Linked DNA regions of Homo sapiens: region 2 is linked to region 1. A link is a loop called in an ENCODE intact Hi-C map of the cell type or tissue named here. Cell type or tissue: heart right ventricle. All regions are shown on one strand. Each heading gives the region's core, and the rest is flanking DNA. Links, peaks and the distances in the headings are about the cores only. Region 1 has its middle 63 kb from the start of DACT1. Region 2 holds the start of LINC01500 (long intergenic non-protein coding RNA 1500).

Region 1 (11,301 bases), core at 4,345-8,344:
AAACAAAAGTTAGAAATTGGCTGCCCACAGATGTGTGGTATTTGGCCAGAACAGTGTTTTGTTTTGTGTTTAAATTTATATATTAGTTGTCAATGCCATAATTGGATTTCACACAAAAATACCATTTTTGTTTATCAGTTACTATGTAAGAAATCATATCAAAACTTAGTGGTTTAAAATTTAACCCTTATTTTATTCCTTATATTATTATCTCTTACAGTTCTGGGAAATGACTGGGCTCAGCTAAGAGATTCTCATTCAGGGTCTGTCATGTGGTTGCAGTGCAAGGATAGCTGGGATTGGGGTCATCTTGAAAGCTTCCACCCACATGTGGGTGGTTGATGGGACTGTAGCAGGGGCTGTGAGACAGAACTACATGTAGCCTCTCCTCCTTGTCCCTGGGGCAAGTGTCACAGAGAGATAGGAAGCAAAGTTCTCAGTTTCTTAAAGCTTGGGCCTGGAAACTGTCACTGCATCGCTTCCATTGTTCAAGCAGTGCTAGGGCCTGATTTATGTCCCCCCAAAATTTGTATGTTGAAGCCCTGTATTAGTCTGTTCTCATGCTGCTAATAAAGACATACCTGAAACTGGGTAATTTATAAAGGAAAGAGGTTTACATGGCTGGGAGGCCTCACAATCATGGTGGAAGGCAAATAAGAAGCAAAGTCACATCTTACATGGCAGCAGGCAAGAGGGTGTGTGGAGGGGAACTTCCCTTTTATAAAACCATCGGATCTCCTGAGACTTATGCACTATCATGAGAATGGCACAGGGAAAATTCGCCCCCGTGATTCAATTACCTCCCACCAGGTCCCTCCCGAGACACATGGGGATTATTACAATTCAAGGTGAGATTTGGGGGAGGACACAACCAAGCCATATTAAGCCCTAACACCCAGTACCTCAGAATTTCATTGGGTTTGGAAGTAGGGCCTTTAAAGAGGTAATTAAGTTAAAATGATGCTGTTAGGGTGGGCCTTAATCCAATATCACTGTGACTTTATAAAGAGAGGAGATTAGGACATAGAGATACCAGACATGTGCACACAGGGGCAAACACATCAGGACACGGTAAGAAGGTGGCTATCTGCAATCAAAAAGGAGACGCCTCTGAAGAAACCAGATCTGCCAATACTTTGATCTGGGACTTCCATCCTCTAGAACTGCGGGAAAATAGATTTCTGTTGATTAACCCCCACCAGTTTATGGTATTTTGTAAGGGCAGCCCAAGCTGACTAACACACACCTGAAGGGTTTTAGGTCCTAGGTAACATGACCCTCTCTTTCCACCCATCCACCATCTATCCATCTCTCTGGTGGTGGTGTGATGGCTAGGCTGCAGGCTGGTGGCCAGAGGCAGGGAGTGTGGCCCAGCAGTTCTCTCAATAGTTAGATGGAGGACAGGTGATGAACAGGCATATTGGGAATGGGAGAAGTACAAAGCAGAGAAAGACTTCCAATGTAAAATTGGCAGTATCTGGTGATTAGATATTTGGAGTTGAGGGGATCCTCAGAGGGAAAGACCAGTGAATGCCAGATGGAGAGTAATGAGGTCCTGTGGAGGGGGAGATTTGGTTGGCAACATTTCAATAGCATCTTTCATTGACAGAGATTTATTATTGCCTGAAGTAATACAAGACACATAGGTGGGACCCAGAAATTAGAGCCCATATTTCACCCTCTTCTAGGCAAGGTGAGCTAAGGCTCTGTTTAGGTGGGAGATTGGCAAAGGCCATTCTCTCCTTTTGCAGGTAGCCCTTTGCCAAGGGGACCCCAAGTATACCTATCCCATGGGAGCAGCTCAGTGTCCAGGTAGGCTGGGCTCTGCCCCTACAGATGTATCCAAGAATAGGGACAGAGAAAAAAATATAGAAGAAAATAGATTAAAAAAAAAAGATTTAAAAAAAGGTTAATAATAGTAAAAATAATAGAAAAACATAGGTTAAAAAGAATTGACAAAACTTTAGGCATAAATGAGCGCCTCCTCTGCCTCATTGCAGCTGCTACAAGCTCCCCACCCCAGCATCCTCAACATCCCCATCCTCTAAGTGTCCTGGCTGACTTTGTTCTCAGGGGAGCCTGTTAGTAAGGCACCACTGCAAAGCAGCCATGATGGCAACATCATATGTATGGGACGGTATTTGAACAGGGAAAATGGATTAATTTGGAATTTATGTTCATTCCCAATAGGAGCTAAAGTTGACATTTACTTTAGAAATACCAAGAAAAAAAATAAACCAAATTGAGTAGAATAGACCAGATTTCAAGAGAATGCTTACCTCCTCAAGGGAAGGAAGTGTTTTCCAGTGCTTCAGAAGGAATCATTTGCATATAAACAATGCCCTCATGGGCTGAGGCCAGTGTGGCTCAAGCTGCCTCCTTAGAGCTAATTATAAGTCATTTTTCTTTTTTAAAGCAGTGTTTCTTCCACTGCACCTCTCCTGCTTTGATGCTGCCTGCACTTGAAGTTAAGAAAATCTCATTTCCTCATTCACAGACACCATTTCAAACTTTCTTAATTTAAGCAGATTTTCTTTCTCAAATACTAGAATACAAATTAGGGAAAAGGAAAAGATAGATTAAAAAGGATTGACAAAACTTTAGGCATAAATGAATGTCATTTGACTTATTCTCCCTGCCATTCTACCTCTCTTAATTTCTATTTGCTGCTGAAAAGCCTGAGCTGGGCTCAATGCCCTGGGTCTCCATGAACGTGTTCCCAGCCAGCCAGAGAGTGATCCTCTTTCCAAACTGGATCTCTGGCAATCTGCAAATCTGCCATGGCTTACACGGCAACTGTATAGGGAATTTTTCTTCCTAGAAAATGCAAAGAGATGATGTTTTCTGATTAAAAGGGGAAAAAAGCCTAGGTATTTTCACTTAAGATTATAAAATCTTTCATTCATGTTGTGCACATCCACAATGCTGCCACTGTTTTCTTTTCCTGACCCTTAGACTCTCAGTTGGGCACTGCCCTTCTAAGGTTTGAACATGAAGACAATGACTGCTTGAATCACCACTCAGGGCACAAACAGCCCTCAAGCACTCTCTGAGGTTTTTTTTTTTCCTTCTTCTCATATCTGTTTAAACATTTCAACTCAGCGTGCACTGTGTCTGAAAATGGCTCTGATGTAATTATTTACAATGATACCTCTCTGCCACAGCCTGTAATTCCCTCTTGATTAAGATGGTGATATTGATTTAGCTGGGATTGCATGCAAATAAACCATGACATCGGGAGAAGTGTAGTTTTTCAGTACGCCAGTGTGTCGGTGATTTCCATTTAGTAGTCGTTTCTCTCACCCATATGGCTTGACTACAGCATTTATACAGATTAGTAACTGTCTACTAGGCTCAGATATAAACTATAGTCACCAAAGTTCTCATCTGGAGCCTTTGTTTAGGTTGTACCTTTCAACCACAGCCATCTCCGCTCTACATTTATCAGAGTGATCGAAGAGGAATGAGCTCTCTCCGTTGGCCAAAAGCTCGTGGTACTTCAGAGGGAGACAGGTGGAGGAGGCGATTGAGAAAATATTTTAGGGCAATGGAGTGATTTGTTAGTTGGCCACTACACAAGAGTCTGTGTGGCATTCTCCAGCCATGTATTGAAGGCTATAATCTTTTAAATAAATAGTGCCAGTTCACATTTACTTGGCGCAAAATTTGCAGTTGTAGATCTTTTCAAGGGTAAGGAGAAAAAAAAATGCTTTGGGAGGGCATAACTATACCTACCACCCAAACAGACTTTGTGCTACCTGGAGTTCCAGTGTAAGGAGGGATCAGGAAGAATGAGTGCCATTGAGGACAAATCTAGGAGCAGTGGATTGACAGGGATTCCTTGCAACGTTAATTTGGAAAGTGTGTAATTCAAATAAAACTGATGTCTGAATTAAAAGGGATGCTTTTGTGTGTGCATGAGTAAATGTTATGAGCTATAGAAGATTAAAGAGGCATGACAACTAAAGGCAATACTTAATCCTAGGCTGGATCCTGTTGTGTGGGAGAAAAAAGACATTATTAGGTCAAGCAACCAATTGGAATATGGACAATAGATTAGATTAAATTATTGCATCAATGTTAAAATTGCTGAAGCTGACAACTGCAGCGTGGTTATACAGAAGAACACCCTAATTTTAGAAAATACACATAATGTACACCACTTACTCTTAAGTGATTCAAAAATTATATATATGTGATGTTTATCAGAGAGAGAAAGGCAACAAATGATAGCAAACAAGTGAACTGTTAATAATAGGTGAATGTGGGTAAAGGGTATATGGGTGCTGTTTTTTCTATTTTTCTTGCAATTTTTCAGTATGTTTAAAGTTATTTCAAAATAAAAAGCTAAAAGAGAGGGTGAATGCCTTTAAAGGTCTGACCCAAAGCTTGTCTGACTCAAAACTCTTTTGCCCTGGGGTAAGTAAAAATTCTGACTTTGCTTTTTTGGTGTCAGCGAACAAGTATTCCTGTGCTGCTTCCTTCCTGTTGTCCTCTTTCTGCAAAGAGTTTACTGGGAGAAGATATCAAATATCAGTTGTTGATGAAACAGATGTTGAATTACTCTGGATGCACTGCAAGAGCAGAAGTATTTTTGCTAAAGTCAAGATTCTGATTGGATGAAAGGGAATATTGTAGAAGCCCTCTTGGCTATTGTCTCTTTCTTTCTTTTCTCCCCTAGACTCCTTCCTAGCAGTTAGAATTGTCTTCATCCAACACTGTTTTTTCTCATGGTTTTCTTGCTCAATCACTTAGAATTCCTCCTTTTTATGCTTTGTCCAGCCTCATCCCCAAACTCCTGTTGTTTCTTATACTTTATCCTCAAATAGAACTTGCCTTCATTTCTGCTAATCAGTCCAACTCAAACTTTATACACTTTAACCAACCAAAGCTCTCTGATTACTTTTATTTTCTCCTTTTATATAATGTGTCTTTTTCCTGATAGCTTATGAAAATAATACATGTTTATCATGCATGGCTCACTGCAGCCTCAACCTCCTAGGCTCAAGTGATCTTCCCACTTCAGCCTCCCAAGTAGCTGAAACTACAGTCATGTGCCACCGTGCCTGGCTAATTTTTTTGATTTTCTTTGTAGAGACAGGGTTTCACTTTGTTGCTCAGGCTGGTCTTGAACTCCTGGACTCAAGCAGTCCTCCCATCTCAGCCTCCCAAAGTGTTGGGATTACAGGCTTGAGCCACTGTCCCCGGCCTAAAAAATGATTTTTAACAGTTACATGATTTTCAGTTACGTGGAGGGATTCTTGGCTGATATCCAGCAATGTGGTGGCTATCTGTAGGGTTATGTACACCTTCAGGCTAATTGATTGGTACATCTGTTATGATTGGTTGGTCTATTGGTTTTGATTGGTTGGTATATCCATTCTGACCGATTGGTGTGTTGGTTATAATTATAAATTGGTTGGTGTTTATGTCATATCAGTTGTGAAATACTTTGAATATGACCTGTAATTATACTGTCACAGAGTTAACCTTCAGTCTATTAAAATTCTAAACAAAACAAAAAAAGAAAAAAACAAAACCAACATTAAAAAAAAAAGCTGATTGTTCCTCTGGTTAAATTTCTAAAACTCCAATAGCAGGTTAAAGATTTGATAATTTTAAAGGCTCTGATGCCTACCTATTGCCCTGCAAAAAGATTGGACTCATTTACAGTACACTCCTGCCAGAAGGGCACATGGGTTACACCAAAACCTACAAGCCTGAGTATTATCATTTTAAAAAGATCTTTGCCACTCTGATAATTGAAAAATGGTTTCTTGCTTTAAGTTGTACTTATACAAATAAAATGCTTATATTTTAATGTGAGCATTTGAATATTTTTTAGAATGTCCTTTGCCATTTTTCTCTGCTCACTTTTCTGCTCTACATTTTATCAATGTTTCTAGGCTCCGTCTTGACTCTTTTTGTACATGTGACAGCTGTTCCATCACCGATTGCCAGGATTGGTTTGGCTACTTTCCTTGGCAAGGCTGGTGCCACTTTCTCCCTTTACAAACTCAGTTGCAAGCCTCCTAAAGCAGTTCCTTAGTTGAAAAATATTGTTGTTGTATTTGTGGATAAGTTATATTGTGGAGTATTTATGTTGCTTTCTGCGGGTATGTTGCTGCCTTGGCTATAATCTAAGTTTTCCAAGGGCAAGGCCTTTGTTTTTCAATAAAAACAAAATAATTATTTGGAGCTGACTTGATTATCTATTAATAATAAGTTGTTGCTGTAAATCTCTAAGTACCATCCCCAAACTTAGAGATTTACAACAACTTATTCTTATCTCTCATGTTTTTTTTCTGTGTTAGCTGGGCTGTTCTTGAGGTTTCTCATGGAGTTGTAGTCACATGGTGGGAGAGACTAGAGTCATCTGAAGGCTTGACTGTGCTGGATATCCAAGAGGACTTCTGGTCTCACATGTCTGAGTCCTCATGTAAGATAGCTGGCACAGCTCAAGGCTGTCTGGATCTCTCTTTCTCTCTCACATGTTCTCTTTGTATGGCTGCCTGGGGCTTCTTCACAGCATACAGTCTCAGGATATTTGAACTTACTTGGTGGCTGGCTTTTCTCAAAGCAAGGACTCCAAAGAAAGCACGGTGGAAGCTGTATGCTTCTTATGACCTAGTCTTAGAAATCATGCAGCATCATGTCAGCCACATTCTATTAGTTAGAAGGAAGTCTCAGGGTCTCAAAAGTGAGAGCCCAGATTAAAGAGGAGAGGAGCCCAGATTTACATAGGGGTGTAAGTGCCAGGAAGCATGATTGGAGGGATATCTTTGGAGACAAACTACCACAGGTACCTAACATTGGTTATGTTAGGTCCATATGTAACATTCAATAAATTCTTATTTAGTGAACAGCCCAGAAACAGGAGATAAATTGTTTTCTGAAAAAGCCATTTGACCTTTAATTTCCTTTGCTGGTGGCAGGGGGATGGGAGCGCGCCATGAAAAATGAGACTTTGGCATAGCTGCAATCTAATCTTGGAAGAGCAAGCAACCTTGAAGAAATTCACTTATGGGTGTAAATATATCCTACTGACAACTGGATATTTTATTCCAAGATTCTATTATTTTTAGTTATCTAACCAATATTTTTCTGTTTATGTTCATTCTCTGCCTCTGAATAGGGAGAGAGCTGCACTGATGCCAGTTCTCCAATCACACATGCTATTGTCAAATGTTAGGAAGTAATTTCAGTGCCATTGCTTATCCTGGTCTAGCTCACAACATTTAGAAGTTTGGTGTTGGTTACTATGACAGCCCATCTTCTCAGGAGAGACCTAGATCTCAGAGTTTCTTTCTGAATATGAGTTGGGGGCAGGGGCAACCATTGTGTCTCTGGCTGACTCAGTCAGGGATGTTTTTGTCAAGTCTGCTTTGGGCTAATGTGTAAAATTGATCCATCATTTCCCACACAATAACAACTTCTTCTGATAGCATCCAAATAGAAAACACATGTTGCTGTAAGATTCCATTAATTCAGCTAAAAATTATTGCTCATTTCTTATATTTAAGATTATACCACATGCTTTCCAGAAGCTTCTATGAGAGAGGAGAGATAAGACATGTATAGATACCAGACAGCCTATACTGCATATAAATGATATAGATGTGAAATTCTACAGCAATTCAGAGGAGGAAGAAATTACTCAGACTAGGGTGGCATTCGTTGGCTTCTGAATAGAGTTTTGATAGATAAATTTGTCCAATTTCAGAGCTAAAAACAGTCTTAACACAGAGCTCAACACAAGTGGGAAAGGAATGGGGCTTTGTTACTTTGGTAGCATTTTCTAAGCATGCTTAGGCACATGTGGAGACCAAAGAGAGTTAACCTGCTCCATGCCCTCTAAACAGAAACCAGACAACCAAGGGAGGAACCTCCCTGCAGCCTATGGAAGGCAGCCTGGAGTTGGGCCAATGTCTGAAACAGCAGTAGGTGTGGTGGTTTCTCTGCTATAGGTTTGCAGGTCCCCTGATGGGTGGGAAGGCCTGGCAGAGGAGCAATCCCAGCACATTTTGAGGAACAAAGGTTCAAATATTCATTGTGGGGGGGTGCGGGGGGTGGTGTTGAACAGCACATGTCAATTTCAGCTCTGGAGCCTGCAAAGGTTCTCAGCAGGGAAGTGGTTAATGTATCACAGCACACTTTTCAAGTCTGAAGAATCTCACTGCCCCTTCCCCGCATCTAGGGCTGGCTTCTAACTGGGTTGAGGGGATTTGGAAGGGATTTGAGGTAGGTGTGGTTCTGCCGTCTCAGTTTCTAGGAAATAAAACAATCCTTTTTTTGACCTTTAATGTGATTCAGATCAATGTCCCCTTGGCAGTTTGCTGTGAGGTTATGAGTATAGCAACTCGAGACCTCAGTTTTATGCTTTTTCTCTCTTTCACCAGCAGCCTGAATTCTGAGTGGGAAGCTGGGGGATTGGGAGCTCAACCTTTGACTCTTGTATTGCTCAGGAAGTTCAAATCCCAGCTCAAATCCTGACTCTTCAGATAATTGCTTCTCCTCCATTATCTGTAAATGATGGAGGGGAATAGGCCTCCTTTAACACTTGGTGAGTGACAAAATTGCAGGGGCTTAAGGAAGGACTTATAACTGGTGATTGGATGGTCAGGAGCCACACTTTGGAGTTGTCACCTGATCCCAAATGGCACACATTGTGCTCTCCGGAGGGAAGTTGAAAAGCAAGAATCAAACAAATTAGGAAACAAAGGAATGTACAATAAACTCCCTCACAAACCAGGGATTTTATGAATCCCAATGGAGTCTTGAATCTGGCAGTGGCAAGTTCTGTTTTTCGTGTACCCTGTGGTGCCTGGTGCCCCTCTGTTGAAATCCTACTGTATATTGAGTGCTCTCTTTTTTCCTCTGCTCTGGTGTCATAACACACTTGACTGTGCAATTTGTAGGTAAGAAAGAGCACATTTTAACATAGCATGTAAAATAAAAATCTAGACTAGGTTACCAGGTAGCTTTTCAAATCTGTAAAGACTCAATGTAAGAAAGATAAAATTTTTCACTGTTAGGGAAACAGATTTTGCTTAATCAATGGAGTTAAACAGGGTTAACTACAGCATCAACAGAATGTGAGGTGAATGATCCACCTTAAGTGATAAAGACTGTTCAAACGGAACAATTAATTTCAGAGAAACAGTGTAAATAACGTAAAGGGCTGCAGTGGTTCTCAGATTTCAATGGCCATAAGAGCCTCCATGGGGACTTTTTAAAGAGGTCAACTCCCAGAGATTCTGATTCAGCAAATCCATTTTGAGAGCAAGAAATCAGAATTTTAAATAAGCACCTCAGGTAATTCTGATGATCTGGCATCCACACATTGATTGAAAAGAGTGGACTAGTGCAAAATAGAGATTCAGAACCCAGGTACTTTAAACCATGGTCAGGATCAATCCCTAAAATACTCCTAACTCCTCCCTGAGTTAAACAATCTATTATTTAGGGGATGTATTTGGCTGTGAGTTACAGAAATTTGAAAAATAGTAGCTTAAACTCATAAGAAGCTTTATTTTTTTTGGAGGAGGATGAATGGGGATACTTGTGGTGGGTGATCCAGGTGTCATGGGTTGAAAAGTGTCATCTCCTCTGTCGACAAAAAGATATGTCCATGCCCAAATCCCTGAAAACAGTGAATGTTACTTTATTTGGAAAAGGTTCTTTGCAGATGTAATTAAGTATCTTGAGATCTTCCTAGATTACCTGGGTGGACCCTAAATTCAATGACAAGTGTCCTTAGAAGAGTGAAGGAGAGGAAGAGTAGATAGAATAGGAGGCAGCAATATGACTATGTGGACAGAGATTGGAGTGATTTGGCCACAAGCCCAGGGGCGGCCACCAGATGCTGAAAGAGGCAAAAAACAGATTCTTTCTTAGAGCACCCAGAGGGATCTCAGTCCTGCCTGATTTCAGATGTCTGGCCTCCAGGACTGTGAGTGAATACATTTCTGTTGTTTCAAGCCACGAAGTTTATAATAATTTGTTACAGCAGCCTCAGGGAACTAACACCAGTGTTGGTATAGAGGCTCCACCAGGGACCACATTTCCTTCTGTCTTTTTGCTCAGCCATCCTTAACATGGGCTCATTGTCTTGTGGTCATGAGATGGCTTTTCTATCTCCTGAATGGTATCTGCATTTCAGGCAGGAATAAGAGGAAAGAGCAAAGGGAAAGGCATGAGCTAGTTTGGTTTGTCTCTTTTTTCACTTTACTGGAAGCTCAATCCGTAATTTTTTATTAATTATCTGGCCAGAACTGGGTCAAACAGCTGCCCTACCTGCAGAAGAGGCTTGGCAAAGTATCTTTTTAAAATGTTGGATAAATTGCCACATCCAACAAAATTGGAGTTTTATTAGTAAAGGGAAGAATAGATAGATGAATATCCTGTTGGCAACCAGAAAACTCTGCCAAGGCAAGTGTGCCCAATATACCCCAGTATCCTGGTACCATGACACCTCTTTGGAACCTGGACAGTGAGAGACTGAGACTGGCTGGTCAGAGCTACCTGAAAACACTAAGTGAGGAGCTGAGATTCTTTTTTGACCAATCTGTGGTGATTAATCCTTTCATATTTTAAATGAGTTAGCCTAAGATTGAAGGCAATGTGACTCACTGACTTCATTTTGTACTTAAAACAATTTTTCTTTGGACCCCAAACTGACAAGTTTCTTGCCTGGGACCCACAAGCTTTGCATACTTGGATCCCTAGAATTATTAATAAAAACAACTCCTTTTAAGAATTCATTTTAAAACACCATGATTTAAAGAATTTGTTTTCTTTAAATTAGAAGATAATGGGCTGATGATGTGGTTGGAAGCAACACTGTAGTCTTTGTTCCCTAGCTGTGGGAGTTTAGAAAGGACTGAATATGGCTAAGGAACTTGTATTTTTTTTTTTATTTCCAACTTTTAAGTTTAGGAGTACGTGGGCAGGATGTGCAGGTTTGTTAACATAAATGTGTGCCATGGTGATTTGCTGCACAGATCATCCCATCATCTTGGTATTAAGCCCAGCATCCATTAGCTATTGTTCCTGATGCTCTCATTAAGGAGCTTGTATTTTTTAAAATTAAAGTTTGAGTTTTCTTGGCCAGCTTTTGGTTAACAAACACTCCACTTCCAAAGGGGCCATTGCAGTGGTGGTAGGACCTCTGGCCCCATCATTGCTGGACTGTAAGCAAAACTGTCCACTCAGTGCCTACCTATAGGCAATGGTGCTGATGGGCTTCACTGCCTCCATTTCCTATTTTGACAGCTATATTACTTTGCTGTAGAACATACT
Region 2 (11,301 bases), core at 3,360-7,359, 130 kb after region 1:
GTACCCCTGTATCTTTGTAGTGATTATTCTCCCTTTTGCTTATACTAATTTGAGGTGAAGTTCTGTTGCTTGCAACTAAGGGCCCTAACTAATATAATGATCAACTAGATATAAAAATTTCTCAGGACCTCAAGAGCAGGGTAAACTGAATTATCTATAAGGTCTCTTTGATTTCTGTGATTTTATTTAATTTTAAATTTTTTTTTTTTTTGAGATGGAGTCTGACTCTGTCACCCAGGCTGGAGTGCAACGGCATGATCTTGGCTCACTGCAACCCATCATCATGGCCGGCTAATTTTTGTATTTTTGTAGAGTTGAGGTTTCACCATGTTGGCCAGACTGGTCTTGAACTCCTCACCTCAGGTGATCCACCTGCCTCAGCCTCCCAAAGTGCTAGGATTACAGGTGTGAGCCACCGCTTCCAGTCTTATTTTAATTTTTACATTTTTGAGACAGAGTCTTGCTATGTCACCTACTGGAGTGCAGTGGTGCCATCTTGGCTCACTCCAACCTCCACCTCCCAGGTTCAAGCGATTCTCCTGCTTCAGCCTCCCAAGTAGCTGGGATTGCAGGCATGGGCCACCATGCCTGGCTAATTTTTTGTATTTTTAGTAGAGACGGGGTTTCACCATGTTGGCCAGGCTAGTCTTGAGCTCTTGACACTAAGTGATCCACTGGCCTCAGCCTCCCAAAGTGCTGGGATTACAGGTGTGAGCCACCATACCTGGTCTGATTTCTGTGATTTTAAATGTGTGTGTGTGTGTGTGTGTGTGTGTGTGTGTGTGTGTGTGTGAAGAAAGTGATGGTAGGGTCTGGGCAATCACAAGGTTCTTTATCTGTTGCCAGATAAATGCAGAATAGACCACAAATGATAAATGAAACTAAAAAATGTAATTTTATGGACAGTAAACTGTTGAGGGGGTTGCAAGCTGCATACATGCTATGGTTACATAAGAATTAGCAACACAGCTTTTGATTACTTTCCTCGAGTTACTTTTTAGCTCTAGATGTTTAGGAGCACGGTGTAAAGGTGGCAGAGAAAGGTTTCAAATAATCATTCTAGGAAAACAAGGAAATACAATTGGGAATTGGTAAGTCTGATTCTCCAGAGTGAGATGATGCTAGCGTCATATGATTGTCCCTGAACCCTGAATCTAGGATAGCTCTTTTCAGATAATTTCTGAGAGATGAGGGGTGTCCTGCCTTTGAAATGGGAAGGACAGATGCCCTGCAGCTGTCCCTTCAGAAGGAAATGTGCCAGGTGCAAGATGCCATATTGGCCTCTTGACGATGACTTATGAGCTCTGAGCTTCAATTACCATGAGCTTGATGGAGATGTCATTTGTCATTGTTTCAGGGGATGTGCTTTGAAATATTTGAAAAAATAAAACTCAGCCTTATCTTATTAATTGTTTATTTTTAAGGGATCTTTGTGCTTATCACTTTAGATGGGTGACTTTTGTTGCCTTATCTATGCTCTGAAAGAATAGTTGACTATCTGCCTTTTAGCTGGGGTTAGCTTTCACTTAGTCTAAATTAACTCAGTTTTGCTCCCTACTACACATGAAAAAGCCACTAATTTACCAATAAGTACTGTTATGTTCAGCTGATAGGGTGGAGCCATCTGTCTATGGGGGTAATACTCTCTTCTCCCACAAGCTTTCTTGGGTAGTGGCTAAGAGCCCAGACTCTGTCACAGGACTGCCTGGGTTTAAATCCTAGCTGTGCCACTTATTTGTGTCACCTTAGACAAGTTACTTAATATATCCGTAGTTCCTAATTTATAATGTGAGGACAATGACCTCAACTGAATGGGTAAATATATGTCAAGCACTTCGAACAGTGCCTGGCACATGGCAAATGCTATGCAAATGTTTGGTAAGTGACTTATTTCTCCATTAGAATAAATTTAAAAATCAAGTCTTCTTCCTCCAACCAGAGATTGCCTAAAACCACACAAAGACAAAATTTGTTTGGTATCTGATGCTCATGTAAGAATGGATCCTGGCTGGGCAAGGTGGCTCACACCTGTAATTCCAGCACTTTCAGAGGCTGAGGTGGGTGGATCATGAGGTCAGGAGTTCGAGACCAGCCTGACCAACATGGTGAAACACCGTCTCTACTAAAAATACAAAAATTAGCTGGGCATGGTGGTGTGCACCTGTAATCCCAGCTACTCTGGAGGCTGAGGCAGGAGAATCGCTTGAACCTGGGAGGTGGAGGTTGCAGTGAGCCGAGATCCTGCCATTGCACTCCAGCCTGGGCGACAGAGTGAGACTCTGTCTTAAAAAAAAAAAAAAAAGAATGGATCCTGAAGAGATAGACTGCAGAATGTAATAAGGGAAGGAGGCCCCTTGAAAAAGGGCAGGGCTTTGAAACAGGAATCCTATAGGACAGTTTAGCCACAGACCATCCTTGTCTGGCAACCTTCTACTTCCAAGCAAGGAGCAGCAGGGCAGGTTGCGAGATCTGCCTCTTCTTCATAGTTCCTACTGTCATCTCTCTGGAATCCTACAAGCCAGGGTTTCCTAGGGAAACTCCCAGTCAGAACTGTGATGCTTTTTCCACTACAATGGCTCAATTGTAGAGTGGGTTGGAAATAGGCAGACTTCTGATTCTTCACAGCATGTTGATAGAGAATAGGCTTCAGGTAAAAGAAATTACCAATCATTTTTCATTATCCAAGGTATCACTCACCCACTCCAAGGAACACGACTGCGGCAGCTGTGAGGATGCCAAGCATCAGGCCCCAAACCATCTGGCAGATCAGAAGGGGCATTTTCTGGCTTGGGGAAGCTGACATTCAGTAAATTGTTAGTGCTGGCTCCCACAGTGATCAGCCTGGCTTCAGGCAATGGCAAGTTATGGTGGGCAAAATGAAGCCTTGATATACAGGTTGCACAATCTTAAGAGATTTTTGGTTTTTTTTGTTTTTGTTTTTTTGCATGGCATTTTCTTTCCCAAAAGGATGACTTGAGAAGCTTTTGTATACATTGTCTTGTTACATTGGTGGGTGACAATTTTCTATGGGTCTCTCATGTTTCTGCATGTCTTGTGAGCAAAGACACTGCCTACAGATAGCAGATATATTGTCTTTTCAAGAATATGTGTTTAGAGATAAGCCTGAAGTTACTGTCTCTCTCTTGAGCAAAGGGCAGGCATGCTTCGAATCTAATCTAATAAAGATAGTATCTTCCTCTGAAGAAAAAGGCAGATATGCTGATGCTATCCATTGTGAAAATTGTGGGCTTCCTCAGAGCAGGATCCCTCTCCTGTGATGCAACCCACGATGTGTGCAGATATTTATCATTCTCTCTTTAGATGGTCTCAAAATTGGAAGTCGGGGCTTGAGGACTGGCAGAGATTTTTGACCTGCATTCTTTCTAAGCTTATTGAGGTTGTGGAGCATATTCATAGCACCAGCGATTCAAACAACTGAATGTAATTCTCAATGGTGCATTCTAGCTGTATAGATCCAAAATCTTTTTTTTTTCTGCCAGCTTCCTGCTGTATGTCTTTTTATTTCTGTTCAAAAATGGAATATTTTGGTCAAGTTTCAAGATTTAATATGGGCCGGGCGCGGTGGCTCACGCCTGTAATCCCAGCACTTTGGGAGGCTGAGGCACGTGGATCACGAGGTCAGGAGATTGAGACCATCCTGGCTAACACGGTGAAACCCCGTCTCTACTAAAAATACAAAAATTAGCCGGGCGTGGTGGAGTGTGCCTGTAGTCTCAGCTACTCGGGAGGCTGAGGCAGGAGAATGGTGGGTGAACCTGGGAGGTGGAGGTTGCAGTGAGCCAAGATCGCGCCACTGCACTCCAGCCTGGGTGACAGAGTGAGACTCTGTCTCTTAAAAAAAAAAAAAAAAAAGATTTAATATGATAACTTGTACATTATTATGTCTTTCCTATAAAAAAATCTACTTCCCTTCCCTGAGATCCATCCTGGTTTTACTTTTCTCCCCCTCCAAGAAAGAGTTCAGCCTTTCTAAGGTTCCATTCCTGGACAACAGTTCCGCATTTGCTTAGTTCCATAAATAGTAAGTAACTGAATAGGGCCTTTTTAATCCTATCCAAGGTATGTCTGAATCCAAATCTTATGTGCTTTCTGCTACATCGTTCTGCCTTTCCATAATGAAAAGAGCAACCACAAATATTTATTGAAGATTCATTCTGGCCAGGCACTGAAATAAGAACTTCACTTGTATTCTCTTCCCTGATCCTTATAACAATTCCAATGGGGTAGATTCTGTTATTATCATTTTCACACAGATGAAAAAACTAAGGCTTAGAAAGTTATCTACTGTGTGCTAAGACAGCTAGTAACTGATGGGGACGAATGGGAACTCAAGTCTGTCTTCTTTTTTTTTTTTTTTTTGAGACGGGGTCTTGCTCTGTTAGCCAGGCTGGAGTGCAGTGGCGCGATCTCGCTCACTGCAAGCTCCGCCTCCTGGGTTCACGCCCTTCTCCTGCCTCAGCCTCCCGAGTAGCTGGGACTGCAGGCGCCCACCACCACGCCCGGCTAATTTTTTGTATTTTTAGTAGAGACGGGGTTTCACTGTGTTAGCTGGGATGGTCTTGATCTCCTGACCTCGTGATCCACGTGCCTCGGCCTCCCAAAGTGCTAGGATTACAGACGTGAGCCACCGCGCCCGGCCAAATCTGTCTTCTTAACAACCAGGCTGCATTGCCTCCCAGGAAGGTCCTGCCCAATTGGTATCCAAATAACATGTAAATGAAGGATGCTTTATGGAAATGAATTATACTGAAGGAGGCTTTATTGAAATGAATTATACTACCCACAAAATATTCATTTTAGGTTTTAAAGGTGTCCTAAAGCTAATTGCAATGAACTGAAAATTACATAGTCTTGATTCTCTATTGTGAAGAATCTTCAAGAAGAAACAGTTATACCCCTTGTTAAATTTTTCAGACTTGCTATCTTGGCATTTAATAATTTATACCAGTTAAGATCTTTTCCCTCTACTAATGATGACTATTGAGTAATTTATTAATCTTGGTTTGGTCATATTGAAACTACGTTGCTTTTATAGTGGTGCTAGTAGTAGAATAAAATAATTAAATCATAATAAAACTGGGCATCTATTTTCTCATTTATACCAGTGCCAGGTATAAATGACTATCAAATCGCCCATCAACTAAGAATGATTTTTAAAATCTCTTTGTTTGCTTGCTTGCACAAGCTTTATATTGCATGGTATTATTTTATTTTTTCTTTTTTTTTGGAAACGTAAGTATAAATTTACTATCCACCTAGTGGTAGCTAGGTAAAATTGCAGGCATAATGATAAGAAATAATCAGCTTTGTAGTTCTCATCTTCAAACCCAAACCTGTAAGGGGGAGGACAGACTCAAACGTCTCAGGGACCAGGCAGATAATACAAATAAATGAAATAGGCCAGGTGAGAGAGTACAAGTCTTGCCAAAAGGAGCAACCCCTATTTAGCTTCGATTGATTGTCCTTTTCTGAAAAGCAGATGAGAATTGCCATACGTTCTGACTGATCGAGAGAGGCCAGAAATTCTAATTTTGATGTGAAACCTCTTGATTTCTTAGATGGTGGTTCAATTTTCTTGAAAACACTAGGTAGGCTAAATGAAGCTGACAGTCCACCAGTTTTCAATGCTCCTCTGTGCAGAGTGAATGGCATCTCCCCTAACTGTGGTATTAGACTGCCACTCACAAGCCACAATTTGCAATTGCAACAGAGGCACAAACTGACAGAGATCTCCTGCTTTACTATGCACACACAGCTGAACTCTTGAGCCGTGGAGAACAACTAATTCTACAGGAAAAAGTGGAAGGCTAATCTGAGCCACCCAGTGATGGCGGCAGGGGTCTTCAGGACTAGCTGCTGGTCTGTAGGCGCTAAATTGCAGACTGCTCCTGCAGGAAGCCTTCAGGGCCTGGGAGGCCTTTATCTGGCTCAAAAGCTAGGGCTACTTCTCGAAGGACTTCCAAATGCTCCTCAGCAGCTGATAGTGACTGGTCAATCCACTCCAGGCCCCCCGTCAGATGGCAGGCATTCCTTGTCACCAGCACCAGGCGACTGACAGACAGGAGCAGGGTAGTCGTCCCTGTGTCCAGGAGCTTGGGGTCCAACGGAGGGTACATCGACTTCACAACATCATCTACCCTGGGGCTGTTCCACTTGGCCACCACAATCATGTCGCTGACAATGGCTGAAGTCTTCATCTTGGCCCCAGAGCCCATTGTCATGGCAACAAGCTTCTCTGTCAGAGTGTGACAAATCTTCAAGATGGCAATGCAGTGGGACATGAGACCCGAGGCATCTTCGATCCAGTCTTTGTTCTCCAGAATGGCCTCAATGTGGGGGTTGGTGATAACAACGTCATCCAGTTCTAAGAGGGCTCAGACTGGGTCGCCATGGCACTGATGAGGTCCACAATGGGCTTAGAATCATAGCGCTGCCGCAGGTCTCGGGGCTGGTAGTAGCGCTGCCTGCAAACCAGCACCAAGGCTGCAAACGAAGCCAGAAAGATGGTGGCCAGCACACCTATGGCAACTATCACCACGGTCTCCATGCTTCCGGGGAGCTCCTGACTCAGTCCCGTTCACATCGTCCTCATGGGCTAAGGCTGCTGGAAGTGGCAAACTGGGGGAAGAGGATGGCAGGAGCTAGGTTCCTCCACGACACCTCCAGAGACCTGAGGGCCTCAAGCTGCAGCTCCGGGGCACATCCCGCTGCGCTCCCACGACGGCCCCGCGGATGGCAAAGTCAGCGGTATTATTTTCTTTAATTCCTTTGTTAGAGCTCTTAAGTTTCATCCCGTAAATGGTACATTATTTGAGCTTTATCTGTATGTTATAATATTTATGAACCATTATTCCAGACAAAGGAAAGAAAGCCTTACCAAGGCCCATTAGATGCTTCGCAGTATTCCAGAGGCAGCATAGTAGGCAAAAAAGAATTGTGGTGGGTTAAATATGGGTCCAAGCTCAGTGTCTCTATTTACCATTGGAGTGATTCTGGTGAATTTCTTAATCCCTATAAGCCTCAGTTTTTCACCTATGAAATGGGATAATATTATCTAGCCTATAGCGTCTTTGTGAGCATTAGAAAGAATATGTATAAGTTAACTGGCGTGTATTAGGTGCTCAAGAAGCTGAACAATAATCACTGTTGTTTCTCAGATAATTATTATCACTACTATTAATCTCTCATTATTTATCAATGCCCCTATATCTCTGTGGATCTATTTAGATGTATAGACATGAGGTCTTACTAACTAAATGATAATCATAGAAATATTCCTTGTTATTACATTTTTTTCAAGCAAATTTAAATATTTTTCTCACTTTCTACTTTCATGAAAGTTAAATTAACGTTCTCTGGGTGCAAATATATATTCAACCATAAGTAGATATTTCTTACCAAGCATTTAATTCATTAAATTTCAACTTTAAACATTAAAGATTTCAAACTGTAAATATTAATTTCAAACTTTAAACATTAATAAATTGGACCATAAACCTCTCTTAATTTGAAAATTTTGAACCTTGAGGCATTAATATGAATTGTCTTGGCCCTGCCACCAGCTGAGATGCCTAGCTTCCTCTATGGCATATGACTACTGTATTTCTATGGCAACTGCTTTAGCATTTTGCAAGGGTCAAAAGAACCCATTTTGATATGTTAAAGGCAAAAAACAGCAACAGTCATTTAACATCAATTTTAGTCTTATCTCTAATGTTTCCCTTCTATTCAAACACTTCCTTCAATTAACTCCATACTAGATTTCGAAAACAAGTCGTTTCCTTGTTTCATTTTATTCCCTTTTCTTAGAAAGTCACCTCTCTTCTTTTCCCTTATTGAAATTCTATCCATCCTTGGAGGGAGAGCTACAATGTCATTTTCCTGGAGGCCCATCCCACTATTACACAAGACAGGTTACCTACCTTTGTAACATTGAGGTTTTTCTGCTAATTAGACTCTTAGCTCAGATATATTTAGGTTGGTGAGTCATTTGTGCACTTTGTTCTTCCAGAGAAAAACATTGTTGTCTGCATGTCTTTATGTGTGCATAGTGTGTGAGAGAGCCCTTTACAATCATAAATGCTCAATCTAGGTTAATCGAAAGAATAAATAAATAACGAATGATTTGTTTGGAAATAAAACAAACACTGGCTGGGGTAGCAGCGAAGCTGTAAAAGGCTAGGCTGGGGACCTAGTCTGGTTGCCTGTTACATGCATGGCTTGGGAAAATAATTTAACCTCTCTGAACTCAGTTTCTTCATCTGTAAAAACATAAGTGATCCTGCCTCCGTCCTTTCCCTGTATACTTATGGGATAGTTGTGGGAACCAAATAAAGAAATGCATGCAGACTGTAAATGCTAACCTGAGGTATTAAGTTCCTAGACAGCTGGACAACTCAGTTGACATTAGATACTTTTAATAGCCAACTTTACATGCTATTATCTCACCCCATTAAGAATATGTTATCAAGCTGTTTTGATATTACATAGCAAAGATGATTCATTTACTCCCTCATCTGTTTTTCTGCTCATCCATTCGTTCACTAAAATTTATTGAGTACCTACTACATACCAGGTACCATGCTAGGCACTCGGGCTGTGAACATGACAAGACAGATGTAGTCCCCTGCTCTGAAGGACCTTGCATTCTTGTAAGGGAGCACTGAAATAGGTCTACAAACAACTGAGCCCACAGATAAGATCATTTTAGATGAGGATAAGTGCCAGAAAGCAAATAAAACAAGTTAGTGTGCTAGGAAGTAAGTAGGCATGAACATCATTGGAGTGGTCAAGAAAAGCCTTTCTGGAGAGACCAGAATGAAGAGAAGGGACAAACTCTGCAAAGCGGGGACAGCAAGTGCAAATGCTCTGAGGTGGGACCAGGCTGAGGTTGATCAAACAGCAGAAAGACCAGTGGGCTGAAGCAAAATGACCCAAGGAGAATGGAGGCATTCGCTGATGGAAAGGTGGTTTATATGCACAGAAAGATTCAGACAGAGAAAAGCAATATATTTTCTTTGCCGATAAAGATCAAGGAGTTTAAAACTGGTTTAATTCTTGTGAAAACATAGCTCATTGGATAATATGTTAAGGTATTTACAATTATATAACCGTAGCATTAGGGAGTTTTGAGATTTACTATTTTAAAAAATCATTTTAATGTTAAAGCAAAGGGATCTTAACATTGTCCGTGGTTGTTGATATTTTACCAGAATACTATTTTTTCCTTCCCGTAAGTTGTTACTATTATTATTTTGGTGATTTGTTGCACCTTTTGCTGTCATTCATTGTAACCAATATTTAGTGGAAAGTCTGAATTAAAATATTTTAAAAATATATTTAATTGTATTGCATTCACAATATTTTTCTAGTAGGAAAGTAGGAAGTGTTAGGTTCTTTGTAGGTACTAGCTGAAGGGGGAAAAAAATTAGTCCTTCATGGAGTCCTCATGGAGTACACACACACACACACACACACACACACACACACACACACACACACACAATTTTTAACTGTGATAAATGCTGAGAAAGAGGTTATGTGCTATCATGCTCTTTCTTTTTTTTTTTTTTTTGAGATGGCGTCTCACTCTGTCACCCAGGCTGGAGTGCAATGGTGTGACCTTGGCTCACTGCAACCTCCGCCTCCCGGGTTCAAGCCATTCTCTTCCCTCAGCCTCCCGAGTAGCTGGGATAACAGGCGCCTGCCACCATGCCCGGCTAATTTTTTTTATTTTTATTTTTAGTAGAGACGGGGTTTCACCATCTTGGCCAGGCTGGTCTGGAACTCCTGACCTCGTGATCCACCTGCCTCAGCCTCCCAAAGTGCTAGGATTACAGGCGTGAGCCACCGTGCCCGGTCCTATCATGCTAATTCTGAACAGCAGGAATTTACCAAGTAAGAAGGTCAGGGTTAACCTAGTCAAGATTATGAACTATCAGTCCTACTTTAATCACAATTAGAATGGGCTGTAATACGTTTTTATCCCCACTGTAGCTTTACCTTTCCTTAGAGATAAATTGCATGTAAATATATATTAAAGTGCTTCAAGTCAGTTTTGTCTCTTAAGTATATATTTGTTTCTTTGTAATCTGCTTTTACTTTTAATTTGAACATCAAACCAATATCCTCTCCCCACTCTTTTTCATATTCACAGAAGAGGAGTCAGCCCTGTTGTTGACACTAATTAATGACCACTCATATTTGGTTGGCAGAGAGATTTATCCCATGTCCTGTGAGTTCTCTTCTCCTTTTTTTGCACTCTGCACCCTAGACATCTGGGCCACGATTGCCAGAAGCCTCTGAGTGCTCCATCTCACTTTCCTCCCTCCAAGCCTCCCCATGTGTCATCTCTCTGGTCACAGTGGTGTCCCAACCAGTGGTTCCTGCAGTTTCCTGACACTGAAACCTGCTCAGCCAGATGGCATAACTCCCTCCAGGCAGCAACTCTGTGCCAGGCATCGGACTTCCAGGCTCATAAATGTGGAATCTGTCAGGCTGAGAACATAAGTTGCTCCAGCCCATTATTAGCCAGTAGAAAGCTTATAAAAAAGGACTTTATAAACCAAGGCACGAGTACATAATTTCATGAGCAAAGCTGCAGTGTGGCAGTTCTTGGTTTAAAGCTGAAAGCCTTTCTAATGTGTTGCCAGAGGATTAAACGCTATCACCATGTTTCAGGCAGTGATTTTTATTGCATGTTTCATTCAGGATTTGGCACTGGAAAAGAAGGAATTCTGCACACAGCAAATTGAAATTAGAAGGCAGTGAGTTGCTATTTGAAGCAGGGATGCTATTGTTTTGAGGACATTATCTTCTGTTGAGGTGATTCCCATCTTGTGCACAATCTCTCCATTTTTCAATAGATATTTACCATTTTTCATTCTTGATAAATCCTTTCTGTAATGCCTGGTACTTTTCAAAATTATTCTTCAAATAGACAAATAGAATCATTTCTGACGAATAGAATGATGTGTTGCTTAACGATGGGGCTGTGTTCTGAGAAATGCTTCATTTAGGTGATTTTGTCCTTGTGTGATTATTGTAGGGTGTACTTACACAAACCTAGATGGTTTAGCCTCCTGCACACCTAGACTAGAGGGCATGACCTATTGCTCCTAGGCTACAAACCTGTACAGGATGTTACTGTACTGAATACTATAGGCAATTATGACACAATGGTAAGCATTTGTGTATCTAAACAAATCTAAGCACAGAAAAAGCACAGTAAAAATATGGTATTATAATCATATGGGACCACTTGTGGTCCATTGTTGACTG

Evidence for each region. Hi-C counts contacts between places; a loop is a spot of excess contacts. Peaks named below come from ENCODE experiments on the same cell type or tissue, not always from the same donor. Only the 100,000 strongest peaks of a DNase experiment are listed, where the experiment ranks them.
Region 2: it touches region 1 in a loop (2.1-fold over the local background); 1 of 110 quality-filtered maps calls a loop at or near these places.

Annotation. Positions count from the first base shown.
Region 1 is chr14:58,695,383-58,706,683 of GRCh38, forward strand. No RefSeq gene overlaps it. Among named protein-coding and RNA genes, the nearest start is that of DACT1, 63 kb to the left of the region's middle. In heart right ventricle, for the core only: no CTCF peak of the experiment used is centred there; a DNase peak (open chromatin) is centred at 5,970.
Region 2 is chr14:58,821,788-58,833,088 of GRCh38, forward strand. It overlaps LINC01500 (long intergenic non-protein coding RNA 1500), which reads left to right and starts at 6,501. Exons shown (of 6, transcript NR_110547.1): 1 at 6,501-6,768. It also overlaps the pseudogene TMEM98P1. In heart right ventricle, for the core only: a CTCF peak has its summit at 5,280; no DNase peak of the experiment used is centred there.